2 separate regions of the Homo sapiens genome follow, and region 2 is linked to region 1. The links are chromatin contacts, found by Hi-C or POLR2A ChIA-PET in ENCODE. All regions are on one chromosome and are shown on one strand. The core of a region is the stretch at or near the end of the contact, and the rest is flanking DNA. Distances in the headings are between cores, read along the strand shown.

Region 1 (4,897 bases), core at 792-3,291:
CCACCTATCCACCTATCCATCCATCCATCCATCCATCCATCCTACCATCCATCCATCCTACCATCCATCCTACCATCCATCCACCCATCCATCCATCCTATCATCCATCCATCCATCCATCCATCCTACCATCCATCCATCCATCCATCCATCCATCCATCCATCCATCCATCCATTCATCTCTCCCTCTCCCACAATCCATCTACTCACTGAGAAACATCCAGCGAAGGCTCTCTGCTGGCCTTTCGTATACCTATCCAAACATCACTTAGAGCTGGTCTGAATTACAGTATAAAAACCGGTAATCTGCATCAACATTACCAATCAGTTGCCAATGTTACCAATCAATGTTACCAACAGGTCTGACCATGTCTGCAGGATTGTGCTTATTGGGCAGTAGGAAGACCCTGGAGCTGTGGAGTGTGAATGAGGCCTAGAGCTAAGTCATGTTCTCCCAAACACATGGTTTCACCTGCAGGCTCATAGCATTTGCTGGTCAGCAGGCCTGACCTCATCACTACAGGAAGGGAGGTGAGGCCCAGCCCTCATGCCCCCTCTCCTTTCTCTGCCCCCCAGGGCTCCTTCCTCACACTGACCTCCTGGGCCTGGCCTCCCTAGCACAGCCCCACCGTCTCTCCCTCCTTTCTCCTACTGACCTTGGCTTGGCCGGTGCTGTGGCTGTGGCAAGTGATTTAGGAAAGGGACCCCAGGGTTTAGAGCCAGCAGGCCCCGTGGACCATCCACCTTTCTACTCCAGGGGCTGAGGGCACAGCTGGCACTGTGGAGGTCAGATCCTCTGGGCCCAGCCAGGCCTTGCTGCCCCTGGACACCCTTGCCCTGGGACCTGCCCCTTGCTCTCTGTGCCTCACGGGTCACAGGTGTGAACAAGCAGGCATTGGTGCATTGGAGTGTGCATTGTCAACTGCAAAGGGAAGCAGGACTGCGGGTGCAGGGCCCAGGGTGGCCTCAGAGCCACCTTCACTCTCTGCTCTGTGATGTGGGAGCTGGCCCTGCACACCACACCTCTGCCTTGCCTGCTCCTCTGTGAGGGCTCGGCTCGCAGTGAGTGAGAGTGGGAAAAGGAAGGAGAAGGAATGTTCCCCTTCCTGTGGCTTCCAGCACCAAGCCCTTGACCCTGACAGCTGGTCCAGCTTCATCACGGCCCCTGAGACATGGGCACCAGTGGGCAGCACCCCTGCCTTGGAGGGCTGGGTCCCACCCCTGGGTGGCCTCCTTGGAGCTGCCTGTTTCTATTAATCCCAGCCTCTGCCCTTTGCTTGCACCCCTGGTAGTTGTGGGGGATGCAGGCACTCCTGCAGTTATGACCTCTGATACCTCAGTATCTCCTTTTCCCATTCTCAGTTAACAGCATTTCAACCAGTTCCTTATGTGAAACGACCGCGTGGTTTCTGTTTTAGACATTTCCCTGACTGGCCCACCTGTGATCCCCGTGGGGATCCTATCCTCATCTCTCGGGCCTGGGGCCCCTCTGCAGGAAACTCCTCCCTTGTGGTTTTCACTCCCAGAGGCACAAGTGTCCCTATTCACTGGACTGGCTGTGCTGACTGTCCCCAAGTGGGGACAGCAGGGCCTGGCTCTTCCACAGCACTACCCTCAGGACAGCCCAGGACCCGGCACCTGGCGAGCATTCGGCGGATGTACTCAATCAATCACCGACGCATCTTCCAAAGCCTCCTGCGAGATGGAGACCTCACTGTGCACCTCCTTTCATCCGCCCCCGAGTGCCGTACACCCTCCTCCGTGATGTCCACACCAGCTTACAATTCTACCATCGACTGGGCCTTGGGAAGCTCTGGGTTCTCAGGCTCTGTCCTGAGCCAGCAGTGATCTTTTACATGGGTTGGAAAATTAAGTCTCATTGTACAGTTTTCCATTTATAATACAGAGATAGAAATAGTCAACCAGTTGGCAAAACTGGAAATCTGAACGACGGACTTTATAACAAACAGCTGAGATCAGGTGACAAGCACACGCTGTTACTGCCTGTCCTGCCTGAAGCTGCCACTGCCATTCACTGCTTTGCTGCCTGTTTAGGAATGTCTGGGAAGATGCTGGGGTGAGTCAAGGGGACCGGCTGCCTGCCTGGGCTCAGAGGGCCTCAGTTTCCCCAGTGGAAGGAAAGATGGGGGAGGCAGCATGGTACATTTTTTACTTAAATCTTTCTCTTAAAGATAAAAGCTGTCAAGGGTTTTAAAGGGGCCTGCAGGTGCCCGTGTCTGAGCTCTGACAGGTCTATTTTTACACACTCAGCGGATGCCTGCCTGGCTGGCAATGCTGCTGGGGCTCAGAAAACAATGCCCCAAATGAGGGCCTCAGCAGCAGCCTCAGAAGCAAAGTTTCTCTCTGACCTTCTCCTGCCCTCTTGTCTCTCAGGCCCATTCTTCCCCAAGGCCAGCCACAGAAACTAGAATCCCTCTTCCCCAAGGCAGGACATAGAAACCAGTATCCCTTTCTCCCAAAGCCAGCCATAAAACATACAAATATCACTCTTTCCCTCTACTTTTCTGTGTAAAAACTAGCCATAAAGAAATTATCTGGCTGGGCATGCACGGTTTATGCTTGTAATCCCAGCACTTTGAGAGGCCCAAGTGGGAGGACTGCTTGAGCCCAGGAGTTCAAAACCAGCCTGGGCAACATAGTGAGAACCCATCTCTAAAAAAAAACATTAAAAATAAAAAAAGAAATTATCTGACCTTCCTTGTTTGACTTTAGGTCATAAGACCCTCACTCCAGAGAGCATCCCGCCCCATTCTCGGAGGAGGAAAGGCCAAGAAGAATCCAGGCAGACAGACCTTGCTAGGTTCCCCACTCAGCCTATTAGCAGCAGGTCCGGCCTTGTTATATAATCTTCTTTCCACACGCAGTCCACCCTTTCTTGAACCTAAGCATAAAAATGGACAATTTCCCTGCATCTGTGGGTCTGTATTCTGAAGGCTCCCATGTATACACGGTAAACACATTTCTAAATCTTTTGTCCAATGAATCTGCCTTTTACGAGATGATTTTTCAGTGAACTTTCAGAAGGTCAAGGCTTTTGGCTCCGAACGTGCCCAGATGACAGAGCCAGAGAGCAGACCTGGTTTTATTTTTGTTCTCTCTGGACAGTGAGTGCCTTGAGGAGACGCATCCCAAACCAACAGGCAGAGACCCCGTGAACTCCCCCTGCACCCAGGGATGCGGAAATGAGCTTTCTGGGGCCTGGGGACCCACCTGTCAGGGTGATGTCCCCGGCCCCCACAATGAACATGAAGAGGAAGTATCCCAGGATCTCAGGGATCCTTTTAGTGTTGGTCCCTTTTGTCACTCTGCACTTGGGCCAAGGGGGCAACATTATCCTACCTATCTGATCAAGTCATGCTAAAAAAAAGAAAAAAACCAAAAAAATTCCAAAAGATTTTCCTTGTTCCTGACATGGAACAGAGATTTTCTGACCACTCTTGATAGGAGAAAACAAAAATAAAACCACATGAGCATAAAGAACCTAGTGTTGACGTCAGGCGAGGTCTGCACTGTCAGGCAAAGCTACCACCGAGGGAAAGAGGGAAAGGCACTGGAAGGGAAGGCACGGGGGTAGGGGGACTGGGTGCCCAGCGACCAGTCCAGGGGTTTTCCCTTCCTTTCTTGGCCATCGGCCATCGAAGCTGCTTCCTGCAGAGCCTGCCGCGTCCTCTATGGAAGGCCTTGGTGAAACACCAGCACTCTGAAGGTTCACTCAATGAAGACCCCCAGAGGCCCACTTACTAGCTGGACAAGGTCTGCATTAGGCCCTGGCTGGGTCAGGTTTCAAAACATTAACCTTAAGCTTTTTTACCCTCCTTTTTTTTTTTTTTTTTAAAGGCACAGCTTTCCCAGTGTTTGTGTTCCTTGCTTGCGCCCTGTTTTAATGTTGTAGTTACAGGTGTCCAGCAGGGAGGAATGCAGCCCCTGTGGGCGCTTGGGGGAGCTGCTGGGAATCCAAGTTCAAGGAGCAGCTGTTTTCTGTTTTCTGTTGCCCCACAGCGCCACCTCCTGGCCCCTTGGTGGTGATGATTTTGAAGTCAGCAGGTTCTGGTGGGCCGTGTGAACTCCAGCAGCTCTGGGCTGAGCTGTGGAAACACTGCGTCCTTTGAAATAATACAGCTTCCTGAGCCCACCCCAGTCCCTAAAGACTGCCTCTGGGGTTGAGATTCTGAGATGCTTGACAGCATGGCTTTTCCCGGTGTTATGTGTCGTTTCTATCCTTAAGCCTGTTAGGGGTGGACTGGAGGCTGGACCAAGCTCCACTGGCTGCAGGAGGACCCTTCTGTGGGCTCCAGGCTGGCCGTGTGCGTGTGGGGAGGTGGGATTTGCTGCTAGGCTTCATGATCACTGTGAAGAAGCAGCCCCCAAGAATAGGGTGATAGGCCCTCCCCATGTCACCGGCCGTTCCTAGTCACATCTGTTGTTGCAGCATGTTATCAGTAGAGCCTCCTTTTACTCTTAAAAATGCCCTGGTTTGGATGATTGATCATACCTGCCCCCATCCCCACCCCACCACCCAAAAAGTGCAGCCACCCTGTGGTGTGCGGTGTACTGCTCCAGCGGTGCCTCTCCGTGGCCTCTGTCCTAAATTAAACGATGGGCTAAGATGCCTTGAAATGCCTGCAGCAGGCCCGGCGAGAGCTTGAATGCTCAAAGGTGTCTATGCCAACTTCTGCTTCTTCAATCAAACTTGAGGCTTTAAGAGACAGGCACGAATAAGGTGTCTCTCCAGAAGGAAGGCCTGGGGGAGACGCCTGGGCTGGGGCATGGTGAGGACGCCCCAATCCAGAAGCACAGCCTCTGCCCTGGACGTGCCCAGCTGCCGGAGCCAGGCGCTGCCTCGTGGCCCTGGAGAAACTCGCCTTGGTCTTGCAGA
Region 2 (4,756 bases), core at 1,868-4,367, 390 kb after region 1:
GGAAGGGCAATTAAGATTAAGATGATGACAGGCAAGACAGTTCAGATAGTGATTCTTTTGCTTTAAAGACATTGAAAACAATGGGTTTCCTTTCTAGATATCTTTCTTCCTACTCTAAGTTAAACACCAAAGAACAAATTCAACTGGAGAAGTGCGCCATCAAAGCATGCCTGTCTCTTTTCAGACGTCTGGAACTGGTTGGGGAATCAGGGCTCTGGGGGAGTATGGATGGAAAATCATGCGAGGAGTCATCGGGTGTCTGAGGCTGTTTTTCTAAAACCATAAAGACTTGGGTTCCCAAAGATGGTTTTGGAAGTTGAAGTATAAACCAGCCAAGGCTGTTAGAAGCCATGCTTCAGAGACTAGAAGACACTGTAATTTTTCTGCATCATTTTATAAACACATGCACATTGATTTTTAGGTCTGTCATACACACAGTGGGAGTCAGAGGACCTGATGTCCCCACACCAGAAAGCCAACTTTTCCCACTCTGAATGTCCCCGCATTCTCAGGAACAAACCTGCAGCAATGACCCCGAATGGTTTATCTCAGAGGTTTATTTTGGAACCTGAAGACCAGAAACTAGTTCAGTCCCTGCTCATCTTTCTCGCCCCGAAACCCTCTCCAGAGGAAGAAGAGCCCCCACTCATGTCATCCCCGCACACTGAGGGAGGCTGCGTTGGGCCCATCCCTCCAAGATCCACTCCACCCGTGTGGACTCCTCCAGGAATATTCTTCACAAGAGCAGTAGCTGCTCCTGGGAGTGCATTTTCTCTCAGATGTACCAGTGAGGGTCACCTGCATGAGTGGAAGCAAGACCATGAGATGCAGAGGAGGCAACCAAAGGGCTGCCCTTTTTCTGCACTGGCTCCCTGGGCAGCCTGTGGTGCAGCCCTGCCCTCAGCGGCAGCTCTGAGACATCGGACATTGCCTCTGTCACTTTACAGAGTACAGACTGATTATAGTTCAGGACTTCTCCCTTCTCTCCAATGCAAACAACACACAGAAAAAACGAACGGACTTGCTATTAAGTAAGAAGGAGGGGCACAGATGTAGCTCCCAGAATCAAAGAAAGGGATCTGCATGAGCTTCCAGTGCTGCTGTAACAGCTACTACAAATGCAGTAGCTTGACAATATCACATTTATTTGCTTAAAGTTCTAAAGGGCAGAATTCAAAAATGAGTCTCACTGGGCTAAAGTCAAGGTGTCAGCAGGGACATTTCCTTCTGGAGGCTTCAGCGGAGAATCAGCTTCTTTATCTAGCATGGTTTCGAGAGGATGCCTGCATTCCTTGGCCCATGGCCCCTTTTCTGTCTTCAAAGTGCATTGCTCTGACCTCTACTCCGCTCCCATCATCACGTGGCATTCTCATTTCTCTCTATCTCCTCCTGCCACCTCTCATAAAGAACTCTGTGATTATGCAGATGACCCATGTGGATAGCCCAGGGTCTTCCTTTTTTTAAGACCCTATCCTAGTCCATTTGTGCTGCTGTAACAAAATGCCACAAACTAGGTAATTTATAAATAATAGAAATGTATTTCTCACAGTTTTGAAGACTGGGAAGTCCAAGATCAAGGTGCTGGCAGATTCAGTGTCTGGTAAGAACTTCCTCTTTGCTTCTAAGATGGCATCTTGCTTCTGTATTCTCACTTGGCAGATGGTGGAAGGGAAAGAGGGACGAACACTGTGTCCTCAAGTGGCAGAAGAGATGGAAAGGCACTTTTGTAAGGGCACAGACCCATTCATGAGGGGCTCTGCTCCATGACTTAATCACCTCCTAAAGACCCCATCTGTTAATGTTGCCACATTGGTGATTAAGCTTCAACATATGACTGTTGAGGGGGCACATTCAGGCCATGGCAGATCCTTAACTTAATCACATCTGTAAAGTCTGTTTTGCCATGTAAGGTCTCATAGTTATAGGTTCCAGGATTAGGATGGGGACATCTTGGTGGGCCACTGTTCAGTTAACCATAGGTTCCAAGGTCAGAGATTTCAGGGACTGGACTCAGACACAGATCTCAGAGTCCCTGTTGGCAGGGGTCCCTCTCTTTGTCCCCAGTTTGCTGTTTCTCTGTGCGCGTTCATGATTTACACAGTTCTTGTACCCATTTCAGATTCTCCTGGTCTCATCTGTCCTTGCCGCCAAGATGGATTATCTGCAGGAACTTGGACCAACTTCACGGAACCTTCCTTATGTTCTGTTCATACTGCCCAGACCTGCCCTGGCTTCCCTGTTGCTCCTGAGGCAGAAGAGGCCTTTGGACTTACTCGGCCCCACATCTGTACAGTCCAGAGATGCTGGGGGAATTAACACCACAAAAGGTTGACTTTAGATCAATGTGAGACAAGTATTTCAACTATGATTGTGTATTTGTCAGTGCCTCTTTGTAATTCTGTGAGTTTTTTCCTTCATTTATTTGATAACATACTGTATAATAATGCACATTTTAAATTCTCATGTCTTCCTGGTTAACATTTTTATTTAGTCCTAATGTCGTGGGCTTCTTTGCTGGGGATTATGGTGTCAGCATCCTTTTAGGGATCATTTTTCTGCCTACCACAACTATGATTAACTTTTTGCCAACAATTTTGAGAATATAGGTGAAGTGTGTATTTTCTTGGGAAAAATCTGGTTGCTTATTTTAATTGGTAATACAGTAACACTTCCTTTTTGTTGATTCTTGATCTGGGATGTAAACATTTCTTCTTTCAGTGTTCAAATTTTCTTGTCATTTCATGTTATGTGTTTCTGTTGTAAAGTGTATATATATTTGAATTTTGTTTTATCATCCAATATGAGAGTCTGTTTTGTGAGTTTAGTTTCTTTATATTTATTGAGCGGCCATTAGCTTTGATTACTTGATACTTCCTTAAGTTGTGATTTCTAATGGCCATGTTTCTTTTTCCACATTTTTTGTTTCCTTCTTTTTTCCTTTTACTCCCTTAATGGTTTCAGAGTCACACACATTCTCTTGTCTACTGTATTATGTTCAGTATATTTGGCTCCTCTCTCTGCAGAGCTTCTGCTTCAGGAGGATTAGACTTACTGGCTCTATTGAGCCAGCCATAGCTGACTTTCTCTGGCTGATGAAACATATGTGAAAGTGACGGTGTCACTTCCAAAGAGAAGCAACAAGAGCCAGCACGTGGCTCCCCAGGTCTCTTCTCCCTCTGCTGAGTGGCACAGAGAGGCTGCTGGGTGGCCGGCATCCTAGAGTGATGCTGACAGAGAAGACGGCCTCTGCTGACCCCCAGTGGACAGGCAGCAGAAGCGTAAAAGAAACATTTGCTAGTAGTGTAAAGCACCAAGATCTGCAGGCCATTTGTTAGCGCAGCGTGGCTTAGCTTATCCTGACTGGTATGGTAGTTCCGATAAGCAAGTAGGAGGATTTTAAATGCCTTTATTTCACAATCATCTTAGATTGCTAGTTTAGACCGCTAAACTTTTAAATATAATTCAAGTGCTCTACAATGACTTTTCTGCTTCTAATAAATGTTTGACTATATTAAAATTGTTTATCAAAAATAAATTTGAAACTGTTCAATAAAAAGAGATTGATAGTTTAGATAAGGGTAGGGTTCTAGATTTACAGTGATTTTCATTCATCCCTGAATCTCAAATACCTTTCCAATAGCTACCACTAATATTAACTGTTATGATTACTTATTGGCTGCTTCCTAAGAACCCATCACTTTGCTAAGAGCTCCACATTGTTTTCTCATTTAATCCTCACAACAACCCAATTTAGCAATTGAGGAAACTATGACTTAGTGGCAGTTAAGGAACATATATATGAGCACAGCTAGTCAATATTAATAGCAGAGCAAGAACTCAAAGTCAGGGCTGCCTGATTTCAAAATTGTGTGCCATGCTGTTGTACCAATAAGCCCCTTCCATGGTACTCCACTGAAGAACAATGTGTGCCAATGCAAAGCAAATCTAGATCACAGTTGTTATTTCTATGATCACTCATCAAATATATACTTGCCCCTGTCTCCCATTATGAGTGGAGTCTACTTCCCTGCCCTGTGGGTTTTTCCCTTGTTCCTGTGCTTACACAGAGCATGGGATGTCAGCAGTCTTGTGAGGGGAGGATTGGCACAGGGCTGTGAGGTTTAGCTTGCCCTCCAGTGCATGGCTGATCCACTGGGAGAAGAATGTGGCCAGACAGCTGTGGAGCAAAACTGAACCCAGAATAGAGCTCAGAGTCAAGTCCCCCTGAAGGTTAGGCTGAAGTTGAGCCATCCATATCCTGCCCCATCAGCCAAGCCGTGGCTCTTGTGCTCACCCATGAGCATGAGAATACAGCTTTTTGTTGTAAGCCATTGAGTTTTGCCTCCTTTACAAATGTTATTTTAATTTTTTAAGTAGCACAGTAATGATTATTCCTGTTCCCAAAATGTTTTGTCACATCCTAGATTACTTCTTTAGAAAGATGACTAAGAGAAAAATTACTGGGCCCAGTGAATGGGATTCTTGAGGCATTTAATATGCTCCTTTCATCTGAACGTTTGACACTAAGGATTTCAAGATGTCTCTGTTTTCTTTCTGAAACTTCATGTCTAAGTGATCATTATTATCCATGGCCTCAGGCTCAAGGAAGCTCTCTGATTTCTTTCCTCTGTGTCAGTCGGTGAGAGAACTAAGACCACTAAGGTCACTGGCTTTGCCTTGATGCATCCACCATGCCACTGCGGGAACCTAGGCAAGCAAACACCTCACTTCCGCCATTTACAAAATGGAGACACCC

What was found. Hi-C counts contacts between places; a loop is a spot of excess contacts on that map. ChIA-PET counts read pairs that join two places held with the same protein, here RNA polymerase II (POLR2A). Pooled maps may share reads with other maps.
Region 2: a loop to region 1 is called in a map of IMR-90, with 10 times the contacts of the local background. The contact joins two enhancer-like sites. A Hi-C loop is called at or near these places in 2 of 168 maps with a recorded cell type or tissue (IMR-90 and cardiac septum) and 14 of 50 pooled maps. POLR2A ChIA-PET finds 5 or more read pairs at or near these places in 1 of 52 experiments (A549).

What each region holds. Positions count from the first base shown.
Region 1 is chr2:237,512,060-237,516,956 of GRCh38, reverse strand. All of the region lies in intron 4 of MLPH (melanophilin), which reads right to left. Among named protein-coding and RNA genes, the nearest start is that of MIR6811, 3.6 kb to the right of the region's middle. RefSeq lists enhancers at 3,173-3,673, 3,674-4,174. Within about 2 kb of position 2,041, at least 4 of the 41 ENCODE cell types and tissues checked have a DNase peak (open chromatin) inside an H3K27ac peak, as active enhancers do.
Region 2 is chr2:237,120,897-237,125,652 of GRCh38, reverse strand. No RefSeq gene overlaps it. Among named protein-coding and RNA genes, the nearest start is that of COPS8, 37 kb to the right of the region's middle. Within about 2 kb of position 3,117, at least 2 of the 41 ENCODE cell types and tissues checked have a DNase peak (open chromatin) inside an H3K27ac peak, as active enhancers do.